Regions from separate parts of the Homo sapiens genome. Here region 2 is linked to region 1. The links are chromatin contacts, found by Hi-C or POLR2A ChIA-PET in ENCODE. All regions are on one chromosome and are shown on one strand. The core of a region is the stretch at or near the end of the contact, and the rest is flanking DNA. Distances in the headings are between cores, read along the strand shown.

Region 1 (3,023 bases), core at 358-2,857:
GATTATTTCACCTGCAGGTGATTGAAACACACCACCTCTCTCTCCCAGGCTTGCCAAGGGAAGAGTTCTACGTAAAGTTGTTCTTCATGCTCATCTGCATAGTTATCTTGGAGATGTTTGAAAAGATTTAGATTCAGGTGGCTGCCAATATCTTCAGGCAACCCAAAGTCAAATTAACGTTTTTATTTTATGTAAATCAATGATTAGAAAATTGATTTTACATATTTTACATAATTATCACCATGGGACTCATTATTTTGTTGCCACTCGTCAACCTGTTAATTCTGCATTTATAGTGATTTGTAATAGTTTTTCTAATTAAGGCAAACTAAACGAAATCAGTTAATAACGAAGTAGATTTTATCCCTCATGTACGCTAATATAGACTAACATGAAATCCCATAATTTATCTTATCTCAAAGCACATTTTTATACCAGGCAGCTGATTTGGTTTCTGCCCTCAGTCTATTCTCTCTCACACAGACTCCCCTTTTCTTTTTCTCTGTTTCTGTTTTTCCTGTCCTTCGCACCCTCAGCAGGGAGCTCAACTTCCTGGCACTATTCTCACACACATGTCAGGTGTAAACATCTTTATGGGGGAAACAGGCTCTGGCTGTCTCACAAAGCTTTAGTTGTCATGCACATGTAACACTTTCATTCACTTCTTAAAGGTGATTTACATGAGCCTCGCACAGCTGAGACGTATTTCGCTGCTTACTAAACCTTGAATGATGGTGCGTCATTCTCATTAAAACAAGGAAGCACAGGAAGGTGGAAGTATAAATTTTTGTGAGTGTTTCTGGCCCACTATGAAAGTGCGACAGCGGGCATGGCTGTCTAGGCCTCCCTGGCAGCACTGGTGTGGGGGCTCCCAGGAAGGAGTAGAGGAGGGTTAGGAAAAGGATGGGAGGGCCACGGGCCTGGCAGCTGAGCAGCACCTGGGCCCTCACAGCTCAGATTGCAGAGCAAAGAGGGAGCCACGTGTGGAGGGTGGGGAACATGGAGCGAGAAGGGGAGGGAAGCACAAAAGGGAGCACAAGAGGAGAGAATGGAGGGGAGCATGGGAGGGAGCATAGAAGGGGGCATAGAGGAAACACAAAGGGAGCACTGGGGAGAGCATGAGAGGAACAGGGGAAGCACAGGCGAGGTAGCACAGGGGGGAGCACTAAGAGAGCACACCGCGGAGCTGCCTCCACCCAGGCCTGGCATGAGCAGGGTTGACCCCAGAGCCCAGACCCTTCCCCCAGGAGCACAGGGAACAGGCAGTGTTCCCCCACAGTGGGGGCGGGAAGGAGAGTCCAAGGGCCAAGGAAGGGCTGATGGTCCATTTCCTGTGGAATTGCGCCAACCTGATGGCATCCATAAGGCACACTTACCATGCTTGGGTTCTGTGGTCAAGTCCAGAAGAGGCACGTCCTGCTCAGGGCCCCATCGGCTACCCTCCGTCCCCAGTACCTGGAACTATGTATGGCACCAGCCCTGGGGCAGGCACGGGCCTTGGCTTCTGAGCTCCAGGGATGCCCCAGACCCCCTCCCTTAGCTTCTGCTTCTTGGCCTCACATCCAACTGCTGCAACGGCACCTCTGCACCTGCTGGTGGGGGTGACGCCTGTCCCTTCTGCACCTGCCAGCCAGGGATTATGACCTGTCCTTTCTGTACCTGCCAGACAAGGATTATGACCTGTCCCTTCTGCACCTGCTGGCTGGGGATTATGACCTGTCCCTTCTGTACCTGCCAGGTCGGGGGTGATGCCTATCCTTTCTGCACCTGCTGGCTGGGATTATGACCTGTCCCTTCTGCACCTGCCGGCTGGGGGTTACGACCTGTCTCTTCTGCATGTGCTGGCCAGAGGTGATGTCTGTCCAGTCCACATATGCCGGCATGGGGGCTGACTGGTCTGTCTCTCTACATCTGTGGGCTGTGGTGACTGGTCTGTCTCATCTATCATCTACACCCACCAGCTGGGTATAATGCCACAGACTCTGCCTGCTCCTGCGCTGGCACATGCTGTAGCTCCTGGGGAGTAACCTGAGGAGTTACCTGGGGTGTGTCTGGCGCAGGTGACCTCTGCATGTCACTGGCATTGCAGCAGAAGCCGGCAGAGGACCCAGGCCAGCAGAGCTCCTTCCCTCTTAGCTGTTGGCCAGGAACCCCCTCTCAGGAGCTGAGGGCACCTCTGGATGGAGGGCAAGACAAAAACATGTTCTAATCAGAGAAAATGGTTGGTGGAGTGCTCTAAGTGCAGGATGGGTGGATCTGAGAGCTGGGGGTCCTTTGCTTCTCCCGCCCTCACGGCAGGGCTGGTGCAGAGGGGATCGGCCCAGAGGTCTGAGGGGCTCTAAGAGCAGGAGATAAGAATTGCAGGAAGGTTCCCGGGAGCAGATTTTAACTAAACAGTATTAGTTAAGCTGCATTTCCATAACTAATCAATTTTAATTAACAGAGCCCATGTATCTGGAGTTAATTTTGCTATGTTCTTAATAGGAATAGGAGAATCTTTCCTATAACAGCCATATAGAAAATGTATTTCTTCAGCCATATTCTTTCTAACTAGTGTGGACCTGCTTAAGAATGCACTGTCCTGTATCTTATCTCAAACAGGAATTTATCTAGTCTATATTCGAGATTATCATGAAATCATATTAGTACTTTATGAGCTAAAGCATTTTGAATCACGTTCCAAATATTATGTATACTCCATAATTTCCTGTATAGATCATTAAATTCCCATATATCCCAATTTAAGTAAAAATACATTTTTAATTACCTGAGCTTCATAACCCCAACTTTACCATTTAATTAAAGCACAGACTTATCAAAGTCTCCAAAGCATGGGTGGGTCAAGTTTAATACTCATCTGGCCCACTTTCAATGCCCACTAGGTCCTTCTGGAAATGAACTTCTGAATAAGAAAGGATTATTAATTAGTAATTAGTATAATTAATTATTAATTATCTACATTAATTAGAATGAATGCACATAGCGCATATTATTAAAGTAAGTCACAGGAAATGGTGAAATCC
Region 2 (3,023 bases), core at 336-2,835, 45 kb after region 1:
TATTTGTAGACATTTAATTTCTCAGAGATTATATGCACGCTCTTTTAAAAATGCAATTTAAAGGCAAACAATAATCTCTTGTACTTTTTCTTATTCTAGGTTTTGCTACAAATAAAAAGTAATACAATATTTTTTACCAATTCACCCAAGAAGCATATTTTGTAACAGCCACTGTGCCACGTATAAAAAGACCTGGTTTTTGCTATTCAAGAGCTTGTCCTCTGGTTAAACTGAGTGCTAAGAAGTGCTGGCAGACTGCCGTGAAGGTGAAACAGGAATACAGAGAATAGAGAAATGGGGAAGGGCGTCTGTGTTCGAAACCCAGGTCTGCTCAGGGGTCAAGCAAGTCGGAGTCAGAAAAAGTAAAGTGTTTAACATCGAGTTTTCAATATTTATTTGTTTACAATGCGTCACATTCTGCTCCTAGATAGGGTTAACCTCTGAAGACCTCAGATTTCGCTGCTTTTCCTTGCCGTGGAGAGGGAATAAAACGGGCATCGTGGCCTCCGCGATGGGCGCTCGTGCCTGGGTCGAAGGACTGGGGGGCGGAGGATTTGGAAAGGGAGAAAAATACGGGCTGGCTTCTTTTTAAAAAATGTGGGTAGCCTTGCCTGCCCCCGCCGCACTGGAATTTATCCTAAACTTACTTTCATTTACATTAAAACAAGACGATTTGAGTCTACCAAACCCAATACTGCATCTGTGAGGCTCCTTTTGGCACAAACCTGAATGAACAGCGGGAAACGCCGTCTCCCCTGGCGTCTGAGATCTGGGGTCCCCTCCCCACCTGGTCTCCTCGCTCCCGCCCCAGCCCCGTGCGCCCCAGGAGGGCACCGCCGAGCGCCGGGTCCCCGCAGGGTTCGGGAGACTCCGCGGACCGGAGGAGGGATAGGACCCCCGAGCTTTGGGGGCGGGAAGGGAGGGTGGAAGGAGGAGGGGAGCGGGGTTGGGGAAAGTTGGAGCTTCGGTATCTTTTCTCCGGGCCAGGCCGTCCTCGGGGCCCTGCGCTGCGTCTCCAAGTGCTGGGAAGACTCCGCGGGGAAAGGTCTGAGGACGCGGCCGGCTGGCACAGGTGTGGCGGCTTCAGAGGGCCGGGGAGAACCCATGGCTTCGAGGCTGTGGACTAGAAATGTCCCTGATTAGAAGCTGAGAACCTTTGGCCAGGGAGGTGGGGCGGCGGGGAGGGGTCGTCAAGCCGGTCCAGAGCGCGCCCACCTGCGCCACAAGGGAGAAGAGGTGCCCCCCGCCCCCCTCCGCCCACCGCCGCCACGATGCGCCGCGGACCTCGGCGACCCAGCCCGGGTAGAAGCGCGCGCTCCCCTCCTCCAGCCTCGTGCGCCGGCCCCTGCCCCGCCAGCCCCGCTATGGTCCCCCATCCACCCCCGCGGGAGCGCCCCTGTCCCCCCATCCTGCACTTCCCCCAGAGTCGCGCGCCAGTTTCCCGCCCCGTGGAAGCGCCCCTCTCCCGACTTCGGCTGATCCCCGCTCGCCGCCCTCCCCGCGGGTGCGCGCCCGGCCCCTCCCTCGCCCGGGGCGGGTCTGCGTGGGCGGTGCTCCGGGTCGGCGGGCGGAGCTCCGGTTCCCCAGCCCTGCGCCCCGGTGGAGCCCGAGCCGGAGCCGGCAGAGGGGCGCGGGCGCGGACGCGGCGCCTGGCGGGGCCCTGGGAGGCTCGGACGGGGTCCTGGCGTTGAGCTCGGCCGGCCCGGAGCGCGGACCCAGCCGCAGGGGCGGCGATGGGCACCGAGGGACCCCCGCCCCCGGCCGCCTCCCGCGGACGCCAGGGCTGCCTGCTGGTACCTGCGCGGGTGAGTGCGGCCCCTCAGCGCCCCTTCACCTCCGGCCCCCCTTCCCTCTCCTTCGCGCCCTTCTCCCCCCGCCCCTCCTCCCTCCACGCCCCCTCGCTCCCCGCGACCCCTTCCCTGTCTCCGGGGACGGCTGGCCGGAGGGTGGGCGCCGGAGCCCCGGGACGCAGTGGGCACCCGCCCCCTGGCCGCTCTGCTCCCTCCAGCCCAGTGTCTTACTGGAAACTTGCAGGCTTTGCTCCTCCAGCGTCTTCCAAGGTTTGGTTTTGAGGCGCCCGGGCTTCCCTTTACTGCGTGGGAAGTAGTGCTTTCCAGAATTTGGGATTTGAGATTGGCCCGGCATTGCTTCCCAGGAGCGGCTCTTTCGGGCCCAGGCGGTGGCTCGGACCGGAGCGTCCCCCCTGCAGCCTTCGGGCGCCCAGGCCAGGTCTGAGTTGGCCAGTTTGAGCCCAGCCAGGTGCATGGCGCGGCCTCGGCAGGTGCTGGGGGCTCTAGGCCATTCGGGGAACCGCTGGGACGCCAACTGGGTAATACGGATTTCTTTTTTGAAGTCTATTCTGGTTCCCACCCTAAATAACTCCCTCTTCACCTTCTTATTTTTAAATAACTAAACTATTGATTGACAGAAAACAGAAATGTTGGCCCAAAGAAAAACGAAAAGTTCTTGGAAACCTTCAAGTTGCCACCCACAGCACAGCCTCGAGTTGTGAAAACAGTTTAAGGGAGCACGTGGCCACCCCAGCCCTAGGAGGCTGCCGAGAAGCGCGGCTGTTAATGAAAATGCATTGACAACCACTCCTTTAGGATTCCTTCCCCAGGAGCTCCCAGTCCCAGGAGCGACCAGGAATACAGTTAGCCCTCCCTTATAGGACAGTGGAGAGACGGTTCAGAAGGCCACGGGTTGAGGGCTGCTACAAATTCCTATCGTCATAATAATGATTCTAAACTAGGACTGTGGTCGTCGCTACTGTGATGTTAAAAAGATTTCTATGTAGAGACAGGTGCATCTTCATTCAAGTAGCACCTTTCTGGGCTTTTACTACAAAATATGAAAATTAAATTTCATGTAAAATGTGGGTGTTCGTTTCTTGAAGTACTTTGTAATATGAATAGCTATCCCACTGTTGCCCATGGTAATCAAACCCGAGAAAATATGCGGGGATTACCTGGAAATAAACCGCAGTAAAAACTGCAGGCGCTGTGGAATCACAGGCTTTCCGT

The links. A loop is a pair of places that touch in the nucleus more often than their neighbours do. ChIA-PET counts read pairs that join two places held with the same protein, here RNA polymerase II (POLR2A). Pooled maps may share reads with other maps.
Region 2: POLR2A ChIA-PET joins it to region 1 with 11 read pairs in A673. The contact joins the promoter of SNTG2 here to the promoter of LINC01939 in region 1. A Hi-C loop is called at or near these places in 1 of 37 single-sample maps with no recorded cell type and 1 of 50 pooled maps. POLR2A ChIA-PET finds 5 or more read pairs at or near these places in 3 of 52 experiments (A673 and WTC11).

Annotation. Positions count from the first base shown.
Region 1 is chr2:903,844-906,866 of GRCh38, forward strand. It overlaps LINC01939 (long intergenic non-protein coding RNA 1939), which reads right to left and starts at 1,608. Exons shown (of 4, transcript NR_110179.1): 1 at 1,377-1,608.
Region 2 is chr2:949,264-952,286 of GRCh38, forward strand. SNTG2 (syntrophin gamma 2) reads left to right here and starts at 1,586. Exons shown (of 17, transcript NM_018968.4): 1 at 1,586-1,805. The coding sequence starts at 1,734. It overlaps SNTG2-AS1 (SNTG2 antisense RNA 1), which reads right to left and starts at 2,129. Exons shown (of 3, transcript NR_136151.1): 1 at 2,022-2,129; 2 at 648-1,123; 3 at 371-538. RefSeq lists a silencer at 1,495-1,624.